Regions from separate parts of the Homo sapiens genome. Here region 1 is linked to region 2. The links are chromatin loops, found by intact Hi-C in ENCODE. Cell type or tissue: IMR-90. All regions are shown on one strand. Links, peaks and the distances in the headings refer to the core of each region. The heading gives the core; the rest is flanking DNA.

Evidence for each region. A loop is a pair of places that touch in the nucleus more often than their neighbours do. Peaks named below come from ENCODE experiments on the same cell type or tissue, not always from the same donor. Only the 100,000 strongest peaks of a DNase experiment are listed, where the experiment ranks them.
Region 1: it touches region 2 in a loop (3-fold over the local background); 4 of 110 quality-filtered maps call a loop at or near these places.

The regions. Positions count from the first base shown.
Region 1 is chr6:27,491,717-27,499,505 of GRCh38, reverse strand. It overlaps TRS-AGA2-3 (tRNA-Ser (anticodon AGA) 2-3), which reads right to left and starts at 3,692; the gene lies at 3,611-3,692. RefSeq lists an enhancer at 2,776-3,276 and a silencer at 3,522-3,721. In IMR-90, for the core only: a CTCF peak has its summit at 3,509; a DNase peak (open chromatin) is centred at 3,615; H3K4me3 peaks cover 1,307 bases; H3K27ac peaks cover 206 bases.
Region 2 is chr6:27,233,886-27,241,674 of GRCh38, reverse strand. It overlaps TRI-AAT5-3 (tRNA-Ile (anticodon AAT) 5-3), which reads left to right and starts at 4,031; the gene lies at 4,031-4,104. TRV-AAC5-1 (tRNA-Val (anticodon AAC) 5-1) reads right to left here and starts at 6,166; the gene lies at 6,094-6,166. RefSeq lists enhancers at 2,965-3,254, 2,918-3,418, 4,255-4,334 and silencers at 6,093-6,142, 6,153-6,202. In IMR-90, for the core only: no CTCF peak of the experiment used is centred there; a DNase peak (open chromatin) is centred at 4,164; H3K4me3 peaks cover 788 bases.

The DNA.
Region 1 (7,789 bases), core at 2,047-4,546, 260 kb before region 2:
AAGGGGGGTGGATCACCTGAGGTCAGGAATTTGAGACCAGCCTGACCAACATAGTGAAATCCCGTCTCTACTAAAAATACAAAAATTAGCTGGGTGTGGTGGTGGGCACCTGTAATCCCAGCTACTCAGGAGGCTGAGGCAGGAGAATCACTTGAACCCGGGAGGCGGAGGTTGCAGTGAGCCGAGATGGCACCACTGTGCTCCAGCCAGGGTACAGAGCAAGACTGTCTCAAAAAATAAATAAATAAATAAATAAATAATAAAAAATATAATTTCCAACTATATTTGAGTAATTTTTCTATTTCTCCTTGCAGTTTAGTAGGTTTTGCTACACATATTTTGAAGCACTATTTGTAGGTGCATACATGTAGGGTTGTTGTGGCGGCTTCTTGGTGCATTGACCTCTTTATCATTATTAAATGTTCCTCTTAATCTGATTATAGGCAGTAAATAGGGCAATTTCTTTCTCATTTTTTCCCTTTTCCCAGGTATCAAAATTAGTCACTGCCTATTGTCTATCTGAAGAAAATTGTTATATATACTTTGTACAGTTTTCCAGTTGTTTAAGGTGGTAGGGTAAGTCTGGTTTCTATTACTTTACCATGGGGAAGAAACAGGAGTCCTTTTGGCACTGGTCTTAAAATGACCAATTTCACTTTAATCCTGGTGGGATATCATCCTTTCCTTTGAGTTGTGTTTACTGATCCTCTTCCTCCATGATCCTTTTCTTGACTATACACTTTACTGCACCTAATTTTATTCATAATTAACATTGTGAGAGTCAACAATTGCAACAGGTCCATGAAAAATAATTGGTTATTAGTTACATGGATATCTTCTTTTATAAAATGTTTATTCAAGTTTTTGATCATTTAGTTGAGTCATTGATATGTAGCAGTCAAGATTCAATAAAAGAAGCAGAACCACTGGGATGCACTTCAAGCTTCAGCGTTATAAAGACTGTGGGGCAGGTTATCAAGAAAGGAAGAAAGAGGTAAAGTGGGGAATATTAGAACAAGCTGGAACCCACAAGCATGAACTGGATCCCCACAGGATGAACTGAAATCTGTGTCAGCTCTTGTTGCCTCTCCTTGGTGTTGTAGTATTCTACAGAAGACAGGGTCCTTTGCTTGAAGCTAAACACAGACATTTGGCTCAAAAATTACAGAGGTTGAAGGAGAACCCACAGGAAGGTGGGGTAGTTGCAGGCACAAATACTGCCATGTGACAAGATAAGTCAGCAGGTGAGTTAGCATGAGCTACAAAATGACTGCTACTTAGCTTTCTTTCTCAAATCTTCTGCAAGAATATCTCTTGGGGACCATCCTAACCAGAGACACACAGAAAAAGAAATTCTGGGGAATGTAGTTCAGCCTGGCCAAGTTGATACCATAGCAGTGAAGATAATGTTTGGTATCAATTAAAAATAAAATTTAAATTTAAAAAATGTGTTAATATTTACATACATAATTAATAACACTTAATTGTAGGTTTGCAATAAGTCATGATATACATGTTGTATAAGTCCTCCAACTTTGCTATCTTCTTTAATCTTTTCTTGTTTTTTTTCTATTTTTTCTTTTCTTTGAATCTGTAAACTAGAGATTTTCTTTTTTTCTAAACTTGCTTTACCTTTAAAATATATTTTTGAAACTGCTAGTTAAACTTTAAAAAATACAGGCTCAGAACTTGACTAGGATTCATTGAACTTATTGATTAATTTGGAAATAGTTTTCATCTTGATGAAATTGAGTCTAACAAGACATACTTGTTATTTTTCCTCCACTTCCTCCATTTAATTTCCACCAGCAACGTTTTATAGTTTTAAGTGTAGATTTCTTGCATATCTTGCTAGATTTATTTTTATTTTATTGTATTATTATTATTTTTTGAGACAGAGTCTCGCCCTGTCGCCCAGGCTGGAGTGCAATGGCATGATCTCCGCTCACTGCAACCTCCACCTCCTGGGTTGAAGTGATTCTCCTGCCTCAGCCTCCCGAGTAGCTGGGACTACAGGTGCATGCCATCACACCCGGTTAATTTTTGTATTTTTAGTAGAGACGGGATTTCATTCACCATGTTGGTCAGACTGGTCTTGAACTCCTGACCTCGTGATCCGACCCCTCGGCCTCCCAAAGTGCTGGGATTACAGATGTGAGCCACTATGCCTGGCCGTTAGATTTATTGTCAAACTTTAAATTTTTTGCTGCTATTGGGAATGGAATATTTTAATTTTAATTTCCACTTATGCATATACACATTTTGGATATGGTCAGTAAAGAAAAGAAGAAACAGACAAATGATGTTCAATTATAGCTGAAAGTGAGCATCTATGTATTATTTCAAATGTGAGGTAGAGTGACTGAAGAAATAATTGTGCATAACTCTGCTGCACAATAATATCAATATCAATATTTTACATTTTAAACACTAACATTTAAATAACATAATGGTAATAATTAAAAATTAAATTAAAATGTTGATTAACATTTCAGATTTATTTTATATGCAAGAAGGGTATTCCTTGATTACAGACTTCAACGGTGGCTTCACAGAAAAGCTGATTTAACATTCAGAATTCAACGCACTTCTTCAATTTCTTCTTCCTTTAACTTATACTTTTCAAAATAACCAAATATAATGCAAAATAAGTAAGCTGCATAAATCACGTAATGAGTAATACAAAAGGTAAGTTGACAGTGGAGAAACTTAATAGACATCATCTTAATTCATCACAGTTAACATACGAGTATCAGTACGAATTAACATCATGTGCCACTGGATTTGAAGAATGGTAAAGGACCTTGCTTCACTTCTGTGGTATTGCTGCCAAAATAATCTGAATATAACTCGGAGGAAATAGCAGACAAATTCAAATTGAGGGATTGAGGGGGCTGACCTACCTTTTTTTTTTTTTTTTTTTTTTTTTTTTTTTTTTTTTTGAGACAGAGTCTCGCTATGTTGCCCAGGCTGGAGTGCAGTGGTGCAATCTTGGCTCACTGTAACCTCCACCTCCCGGGTTCAAGCGATTCTCCTGCCTCAGCCTCCCGAGTAGCTGGGATTACAGGCGCGCGCCACCACGCCTGGCTAAGTTTTGTATTTTTAGTGGAGACGGGTTTCGCCATGTTGGCCAGGCTGGTCTTGAACTGGCCTCAAGCGATCCGCCCACCTCGACATCCCAAAGTGCTGGGATTAGAGGCGTAAGCCACCGCGCCCAGCCCTACTTCTCCAAGTGAGACATATTTGTGAACACAAAGATGAGAGACACCTTATGAATATAAACATTCGTTTTCTTCCCGGGCGCAATTCCGTGAGGGAAATTCGAGGCAGGGGGTTCGAAGACAGGAAATGAGGCAGCATCGCCAAAACCTGCGTTTTGCTCATAGAGAATATTGCTTATTTTTAGGCAAATAAGAAGTAATGTTGGGATCACTGGCACGCTGGGAACCCAGTGGCAGTAGAGGTTTGAATGAGCGAGGCATCTGGACAAGTCAAGTCAAGAAGTTTGCACCCTTGTGGTAAGAAATGGGTGGTAAGGATTTCCTTGTTAGGTAATTTCACACTGCCAAACAGATGGGTTAAGTTAGCTCACTGGGAGCAAAAACCACCCCGTAGTCGGCAGGATTCGAACCTGCGCGGGGAGACCCCAATGGATTTCTAGTCCATCGCCTTAACCACTCGGCCACGACTACAGCTGTGGAACTTCACCCTTTGATAGATTGGTGAAATGACGTGTCAGGTGACGTGTGCAAACTTCTGTCTTTGGTGAGTTTTTTTGGAAATGCTAAGGTGAAATGAGAATTCTAGGAAAGGAAGTCAGGCTATCCTTGGTAATTGAGCGCCCTGCAATTAGAGAGAGTCCTCATCGCACAAGCATTAACGTTTCCAGCAAATATCCAGTCAGTCGAATAACATCCAGCGAGCGCCTGCCTGCCCCGGGACCGGCCAGGCTTCTGTACTCGCCATAGCTGGCACCAAACCCAGCCGGTACCGACGGGGAGTCATGGCCAACTCTCCTCTGATCCGGGGTGTTCGGACTTCCAGGAGCCCAAAGCTCCTCGGTGAACGACGGTGTTCGTAGGGGATTCCAGGCACGGAATCGCTTCCGCTGATTTGTGTCTTAGGTGGAGGGAGCGAAAAATTATGTGGAAAAGTCTCCTCTGTGTCCCTTCGTTGTGACATTAAGTCTTTTAGGCTCAGAATCTGGTTTGAGTTTTGGCCGACACAAGGGCTTCCCGCGTTGCTCTAAATTTAGTCAACTTAGCAAGTTTTCTTTTTCTCCCTCTTACATTTTGACCTTAATATCTCAATAACAGTGTTTTCCTAAGACCTGAGAGTGATTTTGTCTACCCTGCTTAGAGAATCTTAATCTAATTTTCTAAAGAAGAAAGAGAGGTAGAGGAAGAGGAGAAAAGGGAGAGTGGGCAGAGGAGGAGAAGAGAACGATGACAGAGGGGTCTATTGTGACATCTGAACGGAGGAGAGGAGAGGGGTGAAGAGAAGAGTGAAGGCAGGGTAAGGGGGAGTGAAGAAATATTGCTTTGCTATGGAAATATTAATAAAACCAACTATAAGAAATCCCATGGTTTAACGAAAGGGAGTCTGCTCTGAGGGGAGTATTAAGCTGAGTTTGGAGTAAGAGAACCAGATTCCGTATTTAACTGAGGAGTCTGTTATTTAAACTTTCTTGTTAAAATGAGTATCAGTCACATAAACCTCCTTTAAAAATCGTGTCAAGTTATGAAATGACTAAATACAAATTTAAAGGAAAATATAAGTTGTGATAGAAGGTGTTTCCATAGTCATATCATATGCCTTTTATTTGGTCTACACATTTTAACAAGCATATAACATTTTAATTAGATTCCTTCAGAACTCTAGTTTGAAGGGAGTTAAATACTGAAGAAATAACAGACTTTTCATGCTTAAAAAAATCATTAAAAAAGGAAACTTGCTTTGATTAATATTAATATGAACTGAATTTATTGAATCAATTCTTGTTTTGCTTAGAATAAAATGAACAGAGACTTGTGATAGCTTCAATCGTTTTTTTTTTTTTTCTCCTCATTCATATGTGTGGACCAAAGCATGGCAGAATAGATTCAGGTAAAACAAATGAATCAGGGTTCACTTGTAGGAAACAAAACTATTCTAGACATTTTAGTCCCAAACTGAAAACAGTCCAAAGTCCATCAACAATAGAAAAGATAGTTGTTTTTCATACAAAGGAACAGTAGAGCAATAAGAACAAAGAATTTTCAATTACACACAAATTGGAAGAATCTCACAAACATAATATTGAAGTGATGCCATACACAAAGGCATACATGCTTTTGTTTATATGTACTGTAGCTCAAAACAAACTAAACAAATCTGTGGTGTTAGAAATCAGGAAGGTGATTGTTGAAGGTAATTACACTGAGAAAGGCCATGAAGAGACTTGTTGGAGATCGTGGGGATGGTTCTATTTCTCAGTCTGAGTTCTGGGTTCATAGGTGTGTTCACTTTGTGAAATTTCTTGAGCTGTATAATTATGATACAGATACCTTTCTGTATCAATATTGTGTTATATGTCAATTAAAAATGTACTTAGGCAAGGTGTGGTGGCTCACATATGTAAATGCAGCACTTTGGGAGGCCGAGGTGGGAGGATCACTTGAGGCCAGGCATCCAAGACCAACCTGGGCAACAGCCTGGGCAACGAAGCAAGACCCTTATCTCTACCAAAAAAAAAAAATTAATTAATTAAATTAATTGATTTATTTATTTTATTTTTGAGATGGGGTCTCACTCTGTTGCCCAGGCTGGAGTGCAGTGGCACAATCTCCGCCTCCTAGGTTCAAAGGATTCTTCTGCCTCAGCCCTATGAGTAACTGGGATTACAGGCACACGCCACCACGCCCAGCTAATTTTTGTATTTTTAGTAGAGATGAGGTTTCGCCATGTTGGCCAGGCTGGCCTTGAATTCCTGACCTCAGGTGATCCACCTGCCTCAGCCTCCCAAAGTGCTGAGATTATATGCATGAGCCACTGTGCCCGGCCAAACTAAATAATAAAAAAACTGTACCTAAGAATCAAAACCTCTCAAACTATTTTAAATAAAACGGGATTAATAAAGAATATAGAGGCTTACAAAATTTTTAGAAGAGAGGGATGGAGGAAGGTATCAGTTCTAATTTGATTCTGCAGGAATTGTTCCCAAAATAACCTCGAAGAAATAGTCTCCATCGAGGCTGTTGTTGTTCCCACAATCAAGAAAGTAGGAACTCAAGATGCTTTCACTAGAATTGTTCATTTCAGGTAAGTCTGTCAGTGATTTGTGCCCAGGTCTTAATTTATAAAGATGATGGAGTGAAGACAGAGAGGTCAATGCCATTGAAAGAAAATTATAATGTTATTCACAGTTTCCCTAGAAACGAGAAGTGCAGCACACCATGCAGGGCCACACTGGGAAGTACCAGTGTCACCCAGGAGGCAGAAAGGAGTGAAAAGGAAGGCATAAATTAAAGTCTTTGTTGGGGTTTCCATGGGAAAGGCAGGGCAGATCAGGGTAAACAGTTTAGAATTGGCTAGTTTGAATAATTCTGGCAGGCTTTGGATATAGAGGCTGTCCCTGGTTGTCTGATATTTGGCCCTTAGTTGACTTACCCCAGGGGAAATATTGGCTTAGTGTGTGAGTTAGATAAAGGAGGTCATTCAAAGTATGGGCTCTGGATAGCAGGAGAAGTAAATAACTTTGGCTATAGTTTGGCCCCTCTGATCAACGATGCCAAATGGATCAATGGATGCCAAATAGACAAATACAGGCTCAAAGAAAACACAGAGCAGTCAGAAAGCAATTTACATTTCTAAACAAGTTGCCAAATTCTGTTGCTGCTGGTCTGGGAACCATACTTTGAGAATCACATTTTGCAGAGCACAGCATGCCTCCCAGATGTGAATGAGCAAACTGATGCTCCTTATGTTGTGTTCCTCTGCAGAAAACCTCGAGTCCATGACAATGCTTGTGAACATAAAAAAACAGAAACAGAAGGCTCCTTATTTCCATATTTGAAAATCCTGAGGCAAAGCTTAAATCACACCCAGAACCCTAACTGCAAGAGTTGGAGAAATGTTGTTCTCTCTAGCCTCTGGTCTAGGAAGGCTCACTTGAAGGAGATGGAGATGGTTACTACCAATCTACTATACCCTGTACAGATGTTGAAGCTGAAATGTTTTGCCAAAATAGAGGGCCTTCCCAGAGGATTAAAAGTAATGTCAGTATTGCACTGAGGAGGAACTTTCACTGTCCTTGAAAGAGGACCCAGTGTAACAGACTGGTGTATTAGTCCATTTTCACATGTTCCAGGGCAGGAAGCATCCAGCATGGGAGAAAGATGTGGGCTGATGGGCTAGGCCCATCTCGTCCCTTCAAGTTTTTCTGCCTGCTTTATATTCGCTGGTGGATAATTAGATGGTGCCCACCCAATTAACGGTGGGTCTGCCTTCCCCAGCCCAGTGACTCAAATGTTAATCTCCTTTGGCAACACCCTGACAGACACACCCAGGATCAATATTGCATCCTTCAATCCAATCAAATCGACACTCAGTATTAACCATCACACTAGACATGAATCCTTTGTCATAAATATGTATTACAAATATCTTCTTCTATTCTGTGCTTTGCCTTTTTACATTGTTGATGGTGTCTTTGGATGACTGAAGTTCTGAAGTCTAAAAGAAAGTCAGTTTATCAATCTGTTTCTTTTATAGTTATTGCTTTTTGTGCTTATTAAACAGGAAGTATTTG
Region 2 (7,789 bases), core at 3,150-5,649:
AAGGCTTTGAGTCAACACACTTGTGGCTAATTAATATGGTCACCCTCCCTGGAGAGAGCAGTCCTGCGGGTGATTAAAGGCCAGGGTTGGAGGCCTAAGTAAACTAACTTATCTAGATCAGTTTCTTTACATCTCCTTGTTATTTGCTTTATACTATTAGCTCAAGGTAAGAGGATCAGGCTGCCTTCAGCCATAAGCCTTTCCTAAAGCTTTTACAAAACCTCCTGGCGTTCCAAGAAGGTTTGCGTTTTTCCTATAATTTTCTCTTATAACTTCTCCCACCACCCTGACCGAAATCCTACATATATGTAGTTCATATAGCAGGTTTCTTTTACCCTGTTAATGCGCATGCTTAATATATTTCCTAGTGTTACTTAGAGTTTAGTTACATCTGTCCCGCTCTCTCCACTTCCTAGTGTTACTCGGAGTTTAGTTACATCTGTCCCGTTCTCTCCACTGATTACAAAGGCACAAATTCAAACATGTTTCAATTCTGATTTCCAAAGGCAATAACGGGGTGACTTTCATATGCCTTGGCTACTTATTAACCAAGTGCCATGCTGAAATTACTTAAACACTCAATAATACCTGTCCTTAAGGAGTATGGGTACCACAAAGTAGTGGGACATGATAGATGGTGAGTATCTTTTCAGAGAATGAGGTCCAGTGGTCTACTGCAGCAGTTATCAAATTAGGGTAATTTTACCCTTGGGAACACAAGAGGACCTAATTTTAAAAAGTGCAAGATCCGGCCGGGCACGGTGGCTCACGCCTGTAATCCCAGCACTTTGGGAGGCCGAGGCGGGAGGATCACAAGGCCAGGAGTTCGAGATCAGCCTGACGAACATGGTGAAACCTCATCTCTACAAAAAATACAAAAAAAAATTTAACCAGGCGTGGTAGGGCACGCCTGTAATCCCAGCTACTCAGGAGGTTGAGGCAGGAGAATTGCTTGAACCCGAGAGGCGGAAGATGCAGTGAGCCGAGATGGCACCACTGCGCTATCATCAACCACCATATAGATTTTTTTCTAAAATTGATCTGTCTGAGAACACTCCTGATATCAAGGTGTGCATTTTCTCAATGGCCTTTCTTATATTCAAAAACAAAACAAACAACAACAAAAACAAACAAACAAAAAAAACCCCGTGTTTCTCTCACTCTTCTCAGTATGACCAAGGTTCTTTAGCTCAAAGTGCAAAACACTCTGGGCTTCAACACAGGGACGATTGGAAAGACCTGGGTGGGAAGAGTCTTTCCCGGGTAATTGAATTGTTCTAATTGCTAATTAACTATCCTTTAGCAAGTCAGGAAGTTTCCAATTATTTGGTTTAAACAAATTAAGGGAGAATCTAGTCAAGTTCTCAACTAGCATAGAGTGTAAAATGTAATTATTTATTGTGGGTTACTATGTGATTTTTGGCAAATAACTTACTGTTAAATAATTCTGAGACATTTGTGTAACAAAATCTGATCTATTTTCATTTATTTGTATACTAAAATGCATTTTCTCAGTAGTTATAAATTGGGCATAAAACTAATATTGAAATGACTTATCATGGCAATGTGTACATTTATTTATCAACAATTACACGAACTAATTATAAAAGCCCAATTGTGTAATTTCGATAAATATCCAATTACTTTCACCTTTATACTCACTGATTAGTTTCCAAATTCATAATATTTTTATTGTTATGCTTGATTGTATATAAGTAATAATTTTAATGATAATTCAATGCAGAGGAACTCATAAAAATGAAAGCCGGCCAGGCGCAGTGGCTCACGCCTGTAATCCCAGCACTTTGGGAGGCTGAGGCGGGTGGATCACGAGGTCAGGAGTTCGAGACCAACCTGACCAACATGGTGAAACCCTGTCTCTATTAAAAATACAAAAATTAGTCGGGCATGGTGGCGCGCACCTTTAATCCCAACTACTCAGGAGGCTGAGGCAGGAGAATCGCTTGAACCCGGGAGGCAGAGGTTGCAGTGGGCTGAGATCGCGTCATTGGACTCCAGCCTGGACGACAGAGCGAGACTCTGTCTAAAAAAAAAAAAAAAAAAAAGCCTGCGCCATCCCCCAAATTGATTGTAATGTACATATATATTTTTGTTGTTGTTGCAGGTAAGTAGGCTATGGAAAACTTAAAATAATTTTAAGCATAAAACTATTACATTATTCAAAATTTATGATCTTCAACGTATTCAAGAATGATGCAACACTTTAATTTTTAAAAATGTCAATAATTATAATACAAAGAAAAACATCTGCTTAATCTTAAGATACATATTAATTTGTCAAAAATGTGTATGGGGGGACATAGTTTTAAAAAATTGGGGAGGACGGTGGGTAACAATATTTTGAAGCCTAAGGGCCCAACTTGGCTAACGACTAAGCTCTGTTAAATCTTCAGTTTTTATCTTGTGTCTATTGGAAACAGCCTCCAAATCCAAAGAGGGCCACTCAGACCAGATATTACAACACGGCCTCCCTCGAATTCTTGGGTTTTCCTAGATATTCAGCAGGGTCATGGAGGCTAGCGTTATCGTCTTTGTCCTCAAAATAGAAATCCGAGAAACCTCCAAGTGGCCCGAAAATTTAGAGCACTCGCTCGTGGATACCATTGTCACTCCAGAAATGGTCTGAATTCCTCTTTCCTCTCGAAATTTATTTGCTGGGCACCAAACTAGAGCCGGACACCAAACTAGAGCTGAGCCAGACTTAATTCCTGGGAAATCGTCCAGGAAAAAGAGCTGCCTGTTCGGGATCGTTGCTAGGGCTCTAGGACGCAGACTTGTCTATTTCAACACATGCATACCTGAACCAGCTCAACCCTGTTTGCATCGCCAGTGTGTTCCCTGTCTGAAAAGAACTGGGTGCTGACCTTGTTGAACTTGAGCACCCTTAGGCTGCCCGAGGCGCAGCGAATGTGTACCAGGAACCGTAGCCGCGCCCGGACAGGAAGAGGCGCCGAAGCCCGGCTGAGTGGAAGTCCTTAGTCTTCCAACAGCCATAGCGGCGGGAACTGGGAGAGAAAAGGTATGCACAAAGTCCTTTGTTGGAGAACGGAGACCTCCGAGCTGTTATTAAAGGACAGCTTTCTCCACCATCTTCCCATTCCACCACCAATGAGGAGGTAAATTGATTTCTGTTGAAAATATTGTTTTTTGGGGGGAAGACGTTGAGACTCCTGATGACATTTGCCTGCCGCCTAGAGGATCCTCGTGCTCCACTTCGAAGAATTGAAGTCTTGATAATCAGCAGAAATGACCTCTGCACACCTTTTCCCCATTCATTGAACTATTGAGCAGCTTACCATGCTGTGCGGGCACCCGAGGTACCAGGAGAATGAAGAGCAAGACAGCACAAAGAGTAACACAAGCAGTTAATTATAATAACGCGTAGTGGAGCAACAGACATACCACCGGGCGTTTTGAGGGGGCCAGAGAGAAGGAGTAACTCTCCAGTCCTTATGAACCCGCGAGGCATAGCTGCCGGAGATTTTCTTCCTTCCATTATGGAGCGGATTCCTCATGCCGCGATCCAAATCCACCAGCCATTCCGCGTGGTGAGTCAATTTCATAAGCAAACCATTTGGATGGAAAACTCAGAACGACCAGCTTCTGCTCCCAGATCGTCCCCCGGGTCTCTGGACCCCTCCCAAGGTCAAAAGGAAGGAAGCCCCTCTCGTGAATGGTTCTCTGTAGTATTTTCTCCGGGCGGAATAGGTGAGTTTGAGAAAATCTCATTTCCCACGGGAGAGGCGAAGTTCCTTTCTGCTGGAGGTAGAGTTTTTGGCCTTGTCCTTGTTTTTGTTTTTGTTTTCCTTCTTCCCTGCGGGAGTGCAGGAAGGGAAAATGCAAAACACCAACAGAAGTTTGAAGAAACAATATTACGTAGTCGCAATTAAAATTATTTTAAAAGACATCCCTTTGAGGAGAGGAAAAGAATTTCCTTTAGTGTTAAAGAAACACAAAAACAACAAACATTTTGCTTTTTTAAAATTGAAAGAACAACTGTTTTCCGGGTGGCCGGTTAGCTCAGTTGGTTAGAGCGTGGTGCTAATAACGCCAAGGTCGCGGGTTCGATCCCCGTACGGGCCACGAGGGTTCTCACCTTCTCTCTCCGATTTTGCCGCAGTCACTTCACATCCAGCTATACATCGGAAATAACAGCTTCTTCAATTTAAAGTCGGAATTAAATGATGCCATTTCTTCTTCAGCAGTCACACCTACCCATTTCAGTCTTGCACTCCTCTAAAGGAGCTTGGGAAAGAAAAAAGAAAATCTTATGGAACAAGTGACATGACGCCCTAAGACAGAAATTTTAGTGAAGAAAATGAGGGTGTTAGAGAGGGGGGTAGCACTGGGGTTGGATGTGTGTCTGATGCCCGCTGTCCATCCGAACTCCATGTTTTTTTGGTCCCTTTCTCAGGATCCAGCCTATGGAGTCTGCTTGTGCCTGTCACGTGCTTCCTCTACCTGATGGTCTGCTCACCCCTGGAGCTATCTTTGGACACTGTTGAAATTGATATTTTTTATTAAGATAATCACAATGGGAAACAATGCATACATATTTTGCTTTCCTTTTTTTCATATTAAATTCTCAGTCTGTTCTCATCAGAATTTTCGTCTTTGAGGACATAATTTTTTTCTTTTTTCTTCCAGATCACCAGGTCTCAGAATGGCTCTGAAGACAGAGTAGGCATTCGGTAAATATTTGTGGAGTGACTGTTGAAGACTCGCCATTAGAGTGTGTTTTCAAACATTGGGATTTTGTTTGCCCAGTCTGACTGATAAACATATATAAAGGAGCAAAAGCCTGCCAAGGTCTACATTTACAGCAAAACAAAGTGGTTGTAAAGATTATATCATTTTATAGAATACACAGAATTACAGATGTGAAAAATAAATGGTAAAAATAATCCCAGCAAGAAACGAAACTTAGACATTTCAGATCTGACAAAGGGTCATTTTCAAAGGATGACGAAACCACCGCTCAATACTTTAAAAAGACAAAATCAAAGCTCATTCGAGGGAGAGCTATATTGTAAAACACAGTCCCTGAAAACAGAACAGATGGCTGATCTTTTTTTCATTAGGTTGATATAATCTATGGGAGCATGGTTACTTGTCAGAGACTGCCATTGTTTGGTCGGCACTCATAGGTATGTTTATTGGAGTGAGTCCATCCCTGATCAGCTCACTTTCCGAAGCCAGGAGCAGACACTGATTGGTTTTCAAAAGTGTGTTCACAGAAGCGATTGTTACTGACAGATTGAACTGATTGAAAACCAGTTCTGGGCCGGACGCGGTGGCTCACGCCTGTAATCCCAGCACTTTGGAAGGCCGAGGTGGGCGGATCACCTGAGGTAGGGAGTTCAAGACCAGCCTGACCAACATGGAGAAACCTCGCCTCTACTAAAAATACAAAATAGCCGGGCGTGGTGGCGCATGCCTGTAATCCCAGCTACTAGGGAGGCTGAGGCAGGAGAATCGCTTGAACCCGGGAGGTGGAGGTTGTAGTGAGCCGAGATCGTGCCATTGCTCTCCAGCCTGGGCAACAAGAGCGAAACTCCGTCTCAAAAAAAAATTATATATATATAATGTTTATATATATATAACTAATGTTTATATATATGTTTATATATATATAAAACATATATATAGTGTGTGTGTATACACACACACACACACACACACACATATATATATATAAACAGATTCAGAATTTCACAAAACAACTATGGGCCGGGCGCGCTGGCTCAGGCCTGTAATCCCGGCACTGTGGGAGGCCGAGGCGGGTGGATCACGAGGTCAGGAGCTCGAGACTATCCTGGCCAACATGGTGAAACTCCCGTCTCTACTAAAAATACAAAAATTAGCTGGGCGTGGTGGTGCGTACCTCTAATCCCAGCTACTAGGGAGGTTGAAGCAGAAGAATCGCTTGAACCAGGGAGTGGGAGGTTGCAGTGAGCCGGGATCGCGCCACTGCACTCCAGCCTGGAGACAGAGTGAGACTCCTTCTCAAGAGAAGAAAAAAAAAAAAAAAAAAAAAAAAAAAAAAACAACCAAAAAAACGAAACTACGCTCTGTTTCTGCCCGGTTTCGAACCGGGGACCTTTCGCGTGTTAGGCAAACGTGATAACCACTACACTACGGAAACTCGCTTAGTGAGAGTGTTTTTCAGTTTTGAATTAGTTAAAATGAACTTTAAATTTATCCGTTCCGTCAGGGTATATCTTTGGCAGAGGGGTAATATTTTCCCCTACACTTTCTAATTCTTAGAATACATAGTTTAAAACCCGACAACTCGAAATCAAGCAAATGCTTCTCCTGAAGCTTCAATTCCTTCAGAAGCACAGGGCGGGGAAATATCAGGCAGTCTCTCGGGAAATTTTATTTCAGTTCATTTTTTTTTTTTGGTATGTTCTCTGCTCTCTGCTCTCATAAGACGCTCTAATGTTCATTTCTCGATGACTGAAAATTAAGCAGGATATTGGTGACCTCGAGTATTTTTTTCTTCATGCTAGCAGCCTGTCAGTGAGATTCATTCAAAGTCCCGCTTACTCCTAAATGAGACTCTTTCTTGAGGTTTGAAACAAAAGGCAGACGCAGTGTTCATGCAAAGGCGTATAACAAGAAATAAATAGCTTGGGTGTGTAAGGGGAAGTTTAAAATCAAGACAGAACAACCGTATTCATTAGGATCAGTTACCAATGAGCAAATATCTATATATCATACATGGTAATTGGTAATAAATACATATGTATATTTACACATATGTATATATATGTATATATGCTTCTCACACTATGTATTTTTTGCTGTTTTATATACATATATATATATGAACATGAGGATAAGCTTCCTCATCCATAATTATCTCATCCTTAGCATAGTGAAAAGCATCTAGTAGGCTAGATTTTATAAATCCTAAAGAAGCGATAGAGTTCTGCTAACTATGGTAAAAATTTTCGTCAAAAGATAGCATATTTGATCATCAACAGCTATTTGATAGGAATTAAAACATAAATTCCATGAGGAAAAGGATATTTTGTCTGTCGTGTCCACTGCTTTATTCCCAGCTACTTAATAGTCTCTGGCTTAGGACTTTTAGTAGAGAATTAATTAACATTTCTTTAGTGAATGAATGAATGAGAACAAGTAACAATCAAGAGTTCAGTTTTGGATATCTAAACTTACCTTTTTTCAGTGTATTGTAATTGATGGGTCTTTCAAACTTGTGCCAATTGAGATGCATATAAAATTGTTTAGCACTTGAAATACTCTCCTTACTTTATCTTGTAGTGAGACTATCCTTGGATTTTACTGTAGCCATTTTTTTTCTAGCATTTGTACCTGTCCTCAGCTATGACATTTTGTGTTAGTGTAGTGATTATCACTGTGTGTTATATGCAGAAGGTCATGGTTTTGCTCTGCAGGAGATCCAAAATAAACCAAGGACTGATCCCTTTATCCTGCTTTTTAAATTTCATAATAGAGAGACCAATGAATTATTTTACAATTGTTATCATCTGGTTGCCTGCTCCAGCAGACTACAGGGTTCTGGGGTCTGGCTAACATTTCCTCATTTTTTTCTGGCTTCCATAAAGGGCCCTCCACAAAGCCCAAGTGCTTACAATTGCCAAACATTCAGAATACCAAATTAACAGCTGATTTCTGAGACTAGCATGGAAGCTGTGAAAAATGTGGAAAGCTGCCAGCTTCAGCCAACAAAGAGTAGGCCAGGGATTCAGATGGCCTGAGAAGGTCTTGAGTCCAGAAC